Regions from separate parts of the Homo sapiens genome. Here all the other regions are linked to region 3. The links are chromatin contacts, found by Hi-C or POLR2A ChIA-PET in ENCODE. All regions are on one chromosome and are shown on one strand. Each heading gives the region's core, a stretch centred on a gene start or an enhancer-like site at or near the end of the contact. The rest is flanking DNA. Distances are from core to core; before and after follow the strand shown.

Evidence for each region. Hi-C counts contacts between places; a loop is a spot of excess contacts on that map. ChIA-PET counts read pairs that join two places held with the same protein, here RNA polymerase II (POLR2A). Pooled maps may share reads with other maps.
Region 1: a loop to region 3 is called in a map of testis, with 2.9 times the contacts of the local background. The contact joins the enhancer-like site here to the promoter of LINC02875 in region 3. A Hi-C loop is called at or near these places in 3 of 168 maps with a recorded cell type or tissue (heart right ventricle, sigmoid colon and testis) and 6 of 50 pooled maps. POLR2A ChIA-PET finds 5 or more read pairs at or near these places in 2 of 52 experiments (AG04450 and Caco-2).
Region 2: a pooled map shows a loop between it and region 3 (4-fold over the local background). The contact joins the enhancer-like site here to the promoter of LINC02875 in region 3. A Hi-C loop is called at or near these places in 5 of 50 pooled maps. POLR2A ChIA-PET finds 5 or more read pairs at or near these places in 4 of 52 experiments (BJ, IMR-90, OCI-LY7 and 1 more).

The regions. Positions count from the first base shown.
Region 1 is chr17:61,250,850-61,254,716 of GRCh38, reverse strand. The region is part of intron 22 of BCAS3 (BCAS3 microtubule associated cell migration factor); the gene reads right to left. Among named protein-coding and RNA genes, the nearest start is that of BCAS3-AS1, 120 kb to the right of the region's middle. Within about 2 kb of position 2,361, at least 24 of the 41 ENCODE cell types and tissues checked have a DNase peak (open chromatin) inside an H3K27ac peak, as active enhancers do; they include heart right ventricle, sigmoid colon and testis, where a contact is called at or near this core.
Region 2 is chr17:61,221,303-61,225,253 of GRCh38, reverse strand. The region is part of intron 22 of BCAS3 (BCAS3 microtubule associated cell migration factor); the gene reads right to left. Among named protein-coding and RNA genes, the nearest start is that of BCAS3-AS1, 87 kb to the right of the region's middle. Within about 2 kb of position 2,558, at least 3 of the 41 ENCODE cell types and tissues checked have a DNase peak (open chromatin) inside an H3K27ac peak, as active enhancers do.
Region 3 is chr17:61,409,549-61,413,336 of GRCh38, reverse strand. It overlaps LINC02875 (long intergenic non-protein coding RNA 2875), which reads right to left and starts at 1,586. Exons shown (of 1, transcript NR_160788.1): 1 at 57-1,586. RefSeq lists silencers at 580-639, 660-719, 2,240-2,409, 3,570-3,719, 3,730-3,779 and an enhancer at 2,289-2,871.

The DNA.
Region 1 (3,867 bases), core at 1,112-3,611, 160 kb after region 3:
CAACCTCCACCTCCCAGGTTCAAGTGATTCTCTTACCTCAGCCTCCTGAGTAGCTGGGACTACAGGCGCCCACCACCACGCCCAGCTAATTTTTGTATTTTTAGTAGAGAAGGGGTTTCACCATGTTGGCCAGGCTGGTCTCCATCTCTTGACCCTGTGATCCGCCCGCCACGGCCTCCCAAAGTGCCAGGATTACAGGCGTGAGCCACCGCGCCCCGCCATAAATTTTCTAATCTTAAAGTTGATCAAACATTTTAGCAAAACAGGAAAACTGACTTGACACTAGGGCAAAGGAGAGATAAGAACTCAAAGGAAAAAACAATTGAGGCATCAACTAAGAAAGTAATTTTACCTTCTAAATCAGTGAGCCTTGTATTAAGCAAAGAAATGTGCATGTCAGAGTTGTTTAAGCATTCTGAAAGCAAGCCCTCTTTACGGCAGAAGTGTTCTGTGAGGCCTGAAGGGACACTGCTGTGGGTGAGGCAGGAGCAGCCCAGCAGGGTTAAATCTCCTGAAGGTTTTAAATAAAAAACAAACATCCACTTAACTTTTATAGGGGATTGCTCTCTAATAATACCTAAGGAAGGAGGCCGGCTCTCTTGAGTTTTTTCCTCGGGCTTGTCTCCATGCTGACTGAGGAACCAGGTCAAAATGAGGGTTTTAAGTAGGGTCCCAGTGGGCCTGATGTAGAAGAAAGGCTAAAGGAATTTTAGATCTTATGAGTATTATCCTAAGGCTCTTTCTTCTCCAGTTTTCCTTTTATATGTAAATTAGACAAGAGAGCTCTACTCAATTACCAAGTAAGGCTAGCAAGACATAAGGCAAGTCACTTTTTCTTTCTGCGCTTCAGTTTTCCCCCATGTAAACCGTGGAGGCCGAACTGTAATGTATACTTAATCATCTCTAAAGTCTCTTTCAACTAAAACTATACAACAAAAATGGAAAGGCAAAACAAAGCAAAAACAACAATAACATTAAAATCCACCTCTGCACCTCTGTTCCACAGCTGGAATCTGAGCACAGGACTTTATGAAGCACTGGCCCAGAGGCATCCGAGATTCATCTTCCCCTCTACTCAGCTGCCCCTCCTCCAATCCTGGGTCTGACCTTCTACTACCATAGAGCTCATACGCCATGCCTAGGCCGTAGGCCAAGTTCCTGGGACTGCTGATGTAGCAACTGTAGAAATAGTAGTAGCAATAAGACAGATGATAGTATAATGCTAATAATACTATTATTAATGGGAATAGATAACATTATTGAGCCCTTATTCCATACCAGGCACTGTAAATGTTACACATGTTTATTCTATCAATCCTTGTAACTCTGTGAAGCAGACATTGATTATATATATATATATTCTCTCCAACTCCTGACCTCAGGTGATCCGCCTGCCTCGGCCTCCCAAAGTGTTGGGATTACAGGCGTGAGCCACCGGGCCCAGCCCAGGCATTGATATTATCTCCATTTTGTAGACAAGGAAACTGAGACTGAGACATAGAACAGTTAGGCAAGTAGTAGGAACAAATGGTATAGCAACGGGCCGGGCTCAGTGGCTCATGCCTGTAATCCCAGGCCTTTGGGAGGCCGAGGCAAGTGGATCACCTGAGGTCAGGAGTTCGAGACCAGCCTGGTCAACATGGTGGAACCCCATCCCTACTACAAAATACAAAATTAGGCATGGTAGCACATGCCTGTGATCCCAGCTACTTAGGAGGCTGAGGCAGGAGAATAGCTGGAACCCAGGAGGTGGAGGTTGCAGTGAGCTGAGATCACACCACTGCACTCCAGCCTGGGCAACAGAGTAAGACTCCATCTCAAAAAAAAAAAAAAAATGTATAGGAACAGATTACTGGACAGCTTTCTAGAGTCAAAATCCAAGGAAGAAAGGGCAGCTTAGCCCAGTGAGGTAGAAGCCAGTGTGTTTAGCAGACTAAGAGCTGACAGATATGGATTCCACAATTGGTTCTATCACTATGGTTGTAAGCAGGTCAATGTCCTTGTCTATAAGCAGAGGGCAGAGGATGAGATAACCTTTAAGGCCCTTTTCACCTCTGCCACTCTACATGAGGAACCATGTTCCATAAGGACTCAAGGACTCAGCAACTGTTTAATTCCCAGGCTTTTTTTTTTTTTAAGTCCTTCACTTCTATTTTAAAAACTTGCATGTTCCCGTGGCCCTGGAATGCCTGCCTCCGGCCCCTCTGGAGCCCTGGGTTATGTGAAAGCAGCCGTGCCAAGCTGGCCCATGGGCGGGGCTGAGTCTTCCTGGCTGGCTTGTGACATGTTCTTGACGTACTGTGTGGTCAAGAAGCTGGAACTGGGGGGGCTGAACAAGGGCCAAGCCTTGCACTTCAGCTTCCTGACCTGGCAGCCATTCAGAGAGACCCTGCTAAGTGCTATTTCCTAAATACACTCTCTTTTCATAACAATCTTACCACATTGCTTTCCTTTACAAGCGCTCTTAAAAAAGAGAACTGGACTCCTTCTGGTTAATCTACACAGACTACATTTGGAAACCATCAGAAACTGAACTCTAAACAAAACGTTATTAATGTGTTGTAATCTGCCCTCTATGTTGCAGATGAAAAGAAAATGTTTTATAGTTTTGGAGCATACGTTTTAATTGCCTTTTAAGAGTGCATATACTTTTAGTACTTCGTGTTATAAAACTGTAGTATCTGTTTCTTGATAACTGTTGAGTGATCTCAGCTATTTTTATTAGTTTTTTTCTTTATCCTTTTCTCTCTTTTTCTTCTAAACTGCCACCCGTGTAAAGTTCCTTGAGATCAAGCTTGATAGAAGGCTCACATATTTGGGATCTTCATTATAAAGAGCTTCTTTACAACCTCCACCTCACTATAAAACACTTGTTCCTGAAAATGAGTTCTATAAACAAAGATGGAGTGGGTAGCTTTGTCTAATAATCCAGTATAGCTGGGAACCTAGCAGTCTAGCCTTTTCCCAGTTGCTATTGCTTTTTTATGGGGGCCAGATTATCTGCAGAGATCTGATGTTCTTGCTACTTTTCTCAACTGTACAGCCTTGTCCCAAGAGACCAACATATCAGTCATCAACCCAGAGGTCTCAAGGGCAGCATCTTGGATGGACCAGGATCCAGTCTTTCTTTTCTTTTTTTTTTTTTTGAGGTGGAGTTTCGCTCTTGTTGCCCAGGCTGGAGTGGAATGGCGCAATCTCGGCTCACTGCAACCTCTGCATCCCGCGTTCAAGTGATTCTCCTGCCTCAGCCTCCCTAGTAGTTGGGATTATAGGCGCCCGCCACCAGGCCCGGCTAATTTTTTGTATTTTTAGTAGAGACGGGGTTTCGCCATATTGGCCAGGATGGTCTCAAACTCTGACCTCAGGTGATCCGCCCGCCTCAGCCTCCCAGAGTGCTGGGATTACAGGCATGAGCCACCACACCCAGCCCAGTCTTTTTTTCAGCAAGGAATCCCAAATTCATTAGAATCAGGCCTTGAGTTAACAGACTCTCCACCAGCTTATCATCAGCCTGACAAATACTGTCTGGGACACCAGGCTGAGGCCTCCAATGTCTCACCTTCCAGCTGGGCAAGCACTGCCCAATTCTTGCACCAGTGATGTAAGACTGGCTCACAGGAAATGAAATGACCTTTCTGAATGAAGGGTTTCCTGGGGGCAGGGCTGGAGGGATGAGGGTGTTTCACCATCTGAATTCTTGGGGAGGAGGAAGTAGTAGAATTAGACACTGGTCTCCCAAGGGGTCCATAGTCTTAAGACCTCCCGCTCATGTGAAGTACCACAAAGGCACCCACAAGTCATAAAACCTTTCTGAGATTGTCTAATGTAGGATAATGTTCAAAAACCAGACTGATAGAGTCCTTGGGC
Region 2 (3,951 bases), core at 1,309-3,808, 190 kb after region 3:
TGTCCTTTCAAGGCTGTCAGGAATACAAAGGCAGGCATGGTCAGGAAAGAATAAAGGAGAGATGAGTCTTATTTCTTTAAAAAAAAAAAAAAAAGGCAGAGCGATACTTGTATGTCCAAAAGGATGGACTTGCTAGCAGTGATTGCTTTCATTCTATGTAACTGCTGACAAGTCTCCTGTGGCCAACTGAGACCAAAATGTATTTGGATTAACTTCTGGCATCTCAGCAACATCTGTAAGTGGTAGCTATGCCTATCAACATGAAATGGCTTGCATTCAATCCTAATGTTTCTCTCTTTGTGTGCATAAAACCAAAGACAGGAGAACAGAAGAATGGGTTCCAAATGTTCTAGATCTGTGCAGTTCAATATGGTAGCCACTAGCAACATGTGGCTACTGAGCACTTGAAATATGGCTAGGCTGAAGCCAAATGTGCTAAAAGTACTTCAGTCTATTTTTATATTGATTAAATCTTGAAATAATGATATCTTAGATTTACTGCATTAAATGAAACATATACTTAGAATTCATTTCACCTGTTAGTTTTCACGGACCAAGAAACTGAAGTAGAGAGATGATGAGGAATGTGCCCGAGGTTGCAGAAGTAAGAAGTGGTGGATGCAAGATGCAAATCCCAACAAACCAGTTGACTCCAGATGTATATGAAACACTGCAAAGTATTCAAAGGACTACACTGTATAGTCTTATTTCTCAGACTGGATCTCCTTTTGCTGTCCTTGCCACACTGTCTGATGGGCAAACCAAACCACCTGCTCGTCCCCATATGTACACCCTGTTTTCCGAGCACTGTTCTCCCTGCCTGGGATGACTTTCCTTTCTTATTTCCATATAACAAAACTCAGCTTGAATGATACCTCTTCCATGAAATCTCTCCTGAACTTCAAGAGGAAACTGATTTCCCTTTCCTTTGAATGTTGCCACAACTTCACCTGTACTTTTGATATCACTTTATAGTCATACATATACTCAGTCCATCTTCCTGCTAACAAGAACTTTACTTTGTATATCTTCCCATCATCCATGGTACAGAGATGCACATGATAGATGCTTAAAGATTTCTCTTATAAATCAATGGGAAAATAATAAAGATAAAGCATAAAAATAAAAACTGCTTTCTATAATCAAATATAGGAGAAAAGATGGGACTATCAAATTGATAGAAAGCAAATGCTTTTCTACTCTCAATTAGAGGTGGTTGAAAAAAATTGAAGATTAACAACTTCACTCTGACCCACCTCCTTCTATCCAAAAGCGAGCACATGATATTTAGCAGACATCCTTCAGACATGATCACTACAACTGGGTTCCAGCTCTGCTGCTTGGTTGACAACTTCAGGCACAACTCTACACACCACAGGGTATCCAAGTGTAGTAAATCAGCTGTTTTGAAAACACTTGAGCTGAGTGTTTCATTAAATGGCCACCTCATCAAAGGCCCTCAGAGGTGCAAATACAAGTTGTTCTATACAATATCCAAGAAATCAAGACAGTCTTCCTTTCAAATGTATCCTAATTGCTAGTTTTAAATTTTTAAAAAGCATACATCATGAAAAGAACCTTGATATCTTTCTAATGATTCAAGGTTAAAGATATCTTTTAGCTAGTTATTGGCAGGTAGTATATTAAATAGGAAAGTGCCTGAGCATGGAGACAGTACCCAAGGGCAGATAGGAGAATGACCAGGTCAGACAATTTACAAGCTCTCTAGGACCAGATTAGAGGTATTTCTATTAACTTTTAAAATGTTTTGAATATTTATAAAAAACAGCTCTGTGGCTGGGCGTGGTGGCTCACACCTGTAAGCCCAGCACTTTGGGAGGCCAAGGCAGGCAGATCACCTGAGGTCAGGAGTTTGAGACCAGCCTGACCAACATGGTGAAACCCCATCTCTACTAAATACAAAAAAAAATTAGCCAGGCGTGGTGGCACATGCCTGTAATCCCAGCTATTGGGGGGCTGAGGCAGGAGAACTGCTTGAACCCAGGAGGTGGAGGTTGCAGTGAGCCAAAGCTGCGCCACTGCACTCCAGCCTGGGCAACAGAGTGAAACTCCGTCTCAAAAAAAAAAAAAAAAAAAAAAAAGGCGCTGCATCCTGTCACATATTGAAAGTAAAATTAATATTTGTAGGAAATGCATTCCACAATTACCAACTGCAGTTGTGATTCAGGAAAGGGAGATATTGCATTGGCATTCTTCAAATACAGAGAATTAAACTAGTGATTTTGGGAACAACCGGACTGGAAAAGGAGAAAAGCCCAGTGTGGCAGGCAGGATGCTATCACTGAAAGGAAGCTGAAGGGCTGGCTCCTAAACAGCAAACAAATTACAACCCCCATCTTTCAGAAAGGGAGCAAACATGAAAGCAAAGGAAATCACAAGCCCAGAGCAGCAGCAGATAATTTCATTCAAGGCAGCTGACTGAGGCAAAAGGAAACTTCAAAGCAAAAATCAAAAAAGCCAACAGGCAGACGAATCGACCTGGAGTCGCAGAGTGGCCATGGCCCACCTTGACCAAGACCACTGGTTGCTGAATGAAAATTAAACAAACAAACAAAAAAAACCCATATACCACGTGACATAAATCACCCAATCAACAATAAACCAGAACAAATTAACCATGTTCAGTTATTACTAAGCTACAGAGACATGAGGCAGGAGCCTGAGATTTCACAGAAAAATGTACCAGGGGAGATCCACGAAACATCTGTACCTCAGGCAAACACCGCTGAGCAACAGCGAAAAGAGGAATGCTACGAGTCCTTTTCTTTTTAAGTAGACTTACAGAATTTTAGACCACAAGCTACCTTGGAGACCATCTACTCCACCTCTCCCAGTTTCCAGAGAAAACTGAGGCCTCCAGAAAGGAAGGACCACACCAAGACCATACTCATTAGTCAAGCCGAAGTTTCTTGCTTTTCGACTGTAAAAGAGAACAGAGGTTTTCAAAATTGAAGTCTATGGTTTGACAAGCCTATGGAGGCCCTTTCTTTCAAAGGTTTAAGCTGAGTCCTTATTTTTATCATTTCTTTACAGTTCCCCACTATTATTTCATATCTTGGCTTATTTATTCTGCCACTATATGTTCTCTATATTTGTATCTATGTCGGCATGACTGTTAACAAATTCCCTAAAATTATGCACTTTGAACACACAGAGGGATCATATGTACACTTAGTGAGCAGCAGGTATGTATTCTTAATAGTAATAGTAATATCAGCCCCTGTTAAGCACGTCACCGTGTGCCAGGTACTGTGCCATACTGCATTATCTTATTTAATCCCCAACAAACTTATGACGTAAGTTAGAATTCTCAATGTAATTTTCATTTTACAAATGAGGAAACTGTGGCAGAGGCAGGCAAACCCATTTCCTAGTTAGTGAGGTGGTTAGCATTCCGGGTAACGCTAGGGTTTATGCTTTTCACATCATACTCTCCTGTAGCCCACATTCTTGTGGTTTTTTCCTTCATGGTATGTAGCCTTCTGCAGGTTTCTTTTTTTGGTGCCTTGCAGAGCACCCCAACCACAGGCACATCTAAGCCTTTTTTTAGGATCTTGGTTGGGGTAACAGTCCCAAGAGCACACAGCAACAGCAGCTTTAGGAGAGAAGCCCAGCTCTAAGAAAGTGAAGGGGAAACAGACTTGGGCCTTCCCAAGGATCCATGCCATAATGTGTCCCAGAGGTGTACTGGCTTTTTCTTCCAATCGTGATAATCAGATTTATCCCTTAATAGCTAAAGTCATGCCTCTGCTGGTGACAAGAAGTTAAGAATCTTAAATCTCTAAAGGACAGATGATAACCCAGTGCTATCAATGTGGTTTGGGAAGAGGAAGCTGTGAAATGGCCTTAAGTGTCTGATAGGAGATTTTTTTCAGGCAGCCTGCAACACTGTGGATGGTGATAATGATAAAAACCAATTGTAAGTAGGTA
Region 3 (3,788 bases), core at 337-2,836:
GGCATTCCCCAGCCAACGGGTCTTACATCCCCAGCCTCCCATTGAGACTTGACCCAGAGCATTGGTGGCTTTTAATCCAAGGGCGAGATTCTCAGGCTGACCCCTGGGCCCTCCCCAGTCCCCACCACCTCCCGCTGGAATAACGCAGCCCAAAGCCTCCCCTATGGAGGCAGGAACTTAGGTGAGCAGCTCCACAGGGCACATCCTGCCCTCGACCCTGAAGACCCCGCCCTGAAGAGCCGGATGAGGGTGGTGAGGAGGGCGGGTCGGAGCCGAGGGGGCCCTCTCCGCTGGAGGAGCGCTGGATCCCCGCCGATCCTTCCCCTATCCCGCCCGTAAGTCCTCACCGTCGAGTGGGCCCCGCGCTCCTAGGGCCGTGCGCCCCGCGCGCTGCGGATGCCAGCCACAGCCCCCTTCGGAGGGGCCCAGGAGGCCGGAGGCCGGCGGCTCACTTCCCGCAGAGAGAACGCGAGGGCCCAGCCCCGCGGGCGCGCAGAAGAGGACAAGCTGGGGTCTGCAGCAGCCTGGAAGGTCGCCGAGCTGGCGCTGCCGGGCGGTTCTGGCAGCAGGGGAGAAGGCCCCACCCCGAGCCTCAAGCCCTCCGCTCAGTGTGTCCGCAGCCCCGGAGTCCCTCGGTCCCTCGGCGGCCTGTGCCGGGCTCCGGACCCGGCTCTGCCTGTGTCGGTGGCTGTGCCTCCGTGCCCCGCTTGCCGGGGTCCGCAGTCTATCTCCCGCTCTCGCCCGAGGCGGGCTGTGAGGCCGCGGCCCGGGCCCTGGCCTGCAGCGCCATCTCGTGGACCTGTGAGGAGTTGCCGAGGCCCGAGGCCTGGGCGGGCTCTGGGTTCGCTCCCACTCGTGCTCCCGGCGGGGAGCTGCGGGAGCTGCCAAGAGGACTCGCTGGGAAACCAGGCGCGGCCGTCAGCGCTGGAAATCGGTGCTTCCGGAGTGGGTTTGGGGTCCCCGGCCCCATCCAATAGGAGGAACAGATATGCGCCTCCGGAGAGCCCAAAAGGAAGTCCAAGTGCAAAACCGCCCCGGGCGTGCTCGGACACGTTCAGCGCCCGGCAACCAGCCTCCACCCCGAAGGCGCTCCCGGGAGGGTGCCCAGGAGACCCGGAGCTCGGGCTTCCTCCCAAGAGGGCGGGGGCTCCCTCCGCTGCCGCCCTGTCCTGCGAGCAGGGAGCGCTCGGCCTCCTGCGGGATCCCGCCTGACCGCCGGTGCTCCGCACCTCGGGGCCAAGGACAGCGAAGGAGGGGGAGGAAGCGGGACTGGATTTTGGGTCCTTCCCAGAGCGGAGGAAGGCAGGCTCGGGGTATAAATCCAGGGCTCGTAGAGGCTGTCCCTCAAGGGGCCGTCCCATAACCGGGAAATAGGGGGTCCCGGCCTCAAGCCGGGGCGCTTGAGCGTGAGAGTCCCGGGGAGAGCGAGGCTGAGCGCGCCCCTCCCGCCCCAGGAGCACCCCACGCAGGAGTTCGCGGTCAGCTGGGGAGGCGGGCCCGGGAGCTGCGGCCTTCGGGAGGGCAGGGCCAGGCCATACCGGTGGCTCCGGTTCTCCACAGCAGCGGCGGGGGAGTGGAGGAGGAAGGGCTTGAGGGCTCGGAAGATTCCGATTAACCCGAGAGGAAATGAGGTCCCCTGGGCCTTGGGATCCGGGCGGCTTAGCCGCTAGGGGTCTCTCGGAGCCCCTGCACTCACACCCTCCATCTCCGAGTTCCTCCGGGAATCGCACGCGCCACCCCACACCGACACGCACAATTCCCTCTTAGACCTCACACGCCCCACACGCGAGAGCCCGAGGCGACAGGCTAGGCCGCCAGCAGGTATCGCCATCGTCCCAGCACTGGCCCTCCTGCCACGCGTGTGCCGGCGGCTCTGCCGTCCAAGGACCCCGGGCCAGGCCCTGAAGGGTTAAGGAGGCCTTGCGGCACCGGAGCGGCGGGTACGCCGGGCGCCTAGGCTAATTGGCGACCCCGGGGACAATGAGGGCTGGGAGGCCGGGGAGGAGGGTGGCTTAATTGGACATGGGAGTGGCCTAGCCTTTGTCTGGGACAAGGCCCAGCCGCCGGCCGCGGGTTCCCGCAGTCGCACTCAGGCTACCAGCTGGGGCCCCGCGGAGCGCCGGGTGGGCGACTCGGAGGGGACATGTGCGGCGGGAGGTGGCGGCGAAAGTGGTGTGGGGGATCTCGAGGCCCTGGAGTCCCACCCCACCCCACCCGGGTTGCTGCAGCAACGACGCGGCCTAAAAACGGCCGCGACTAGGCCGCCCCGCCCGGCCTTCGCAGGCACCCGCCTCCCCCGCGCCCATGCCCGCACCCGCACCCCTCCCGCGACCCTAAGTCGGTGCTGCCCCCTGGTGTCCGCAGCCCTGTACGTAGGCCGCCGCGGGCGCGCAGCCGACTCTCGTCTCCCTCCTAATGTCCTGCTGAAAGTGAGAAGCCGCGGGACGCAAACGCGCCGCTCCTCTAGGAGTATGAGAGGCGTTTCAGCCCAAAGCGACCTCCAGCAAACGCGCTGCCCACGAGCTTCTATTTAGGCTGGAAAACGGGCTTCTCTGTCCCTGTCGGGTTCCCGGACCTGCCCGCAGGTCTGAGGCAGGGAAGCCAGAACCCACCCTCTGGGGTTGGGATACGTTCTACTGCAACCTCCCACTCGTGCACTGGCTGAGTCCCCTCCCTGCTCCAGCCGCATTCGGCGTGGCCTGGGGGCAGCACCATCCTGAAGAGGCGGGCCTGGTTCTCTCTCTCTCGCTCCTTGCAAATGTATCGGCCCACAAAGGCGTCCTGGGAGTCTGGGGGCCCAACTGTCCATTCCACCTTCACCATCACCGTTCCTCCATCTCAACGTCCCTGGTGTTTTGGAAGCCAGCACCCTCCCCAAGCCCCACCCTGTGCAGTGCCCAAGGTGGGCAGCCTGTTGGGGCAGGGCGTTCAGGGTCCCCAAGGCTTAAAGAGGAGAGAACTGGGAAGGAGGTGGCGTGCTCGGTGACCGACCAGACCCAGGGCTAAAGGAGTGCCCGCCCAGCTCCCACTGCTAGAAGTGGGGGCTGGAGACACCTGCTAGCTGGGCAAGGAGGGGGAGCTCACCGGCGCGGGGTGGGAGGCAGCTGTCCTTGCAGGAGTGGGTCTCGGGGAAGGACCAGCCTAATGGAGACTGACACAGCTGGACCCCGGAGAGACCCCAGCCAAGCCCATTATTATACAGGGGAAACTGAGGCAGGAATGGAAATAGCCCACTGACCCCACTCTCCACTCTCCCAAGAGGGATTTAGATAGATGAGTTAAAGTAAGACCTTTTAGTCCAGATTTTGCCACTCTAGCCAACAGCCCTGACGCGGAGGAAATGTTTGTCTTTGAGGTTCAGGAGGCAGAGAGAGGGGAAAGAATTCTAGGCTCAGCGATATTTGGCGGGGAGTACGGGGGTGGGACACAGCCAAACCCCTCCTCCGAAGGGAGAGGTTGGACAAGGAACACCCATCCTCCCAGCCCACCCACCCAGAAGCATTGAAAGGAGATGGGTTTCCAGTGTGGTTTCCCGGAAAGGGAGTCAGAAGCCAGGAGTCCAGGCCGCTCGGCTGCTCTCCTCCCGGCCCGGGTGGGTGCCCAGGCCCGTTGCGCGGAGCTGCGGGAGCGGCCGGCAGGGGGAGTCCAGCCCCGGCCTGGGACGCACCCCGCGTCCCGCGCCGGCGCCGCCCGGCCTCGCGGCTCCGCCAGCGCCCCAGCCGCCCTGCCGCCGTGCCGCCCTGCCGTCCCCGGGGTGCAGCTGCCGCCGGGCGAGGGGCGCGCAGCCT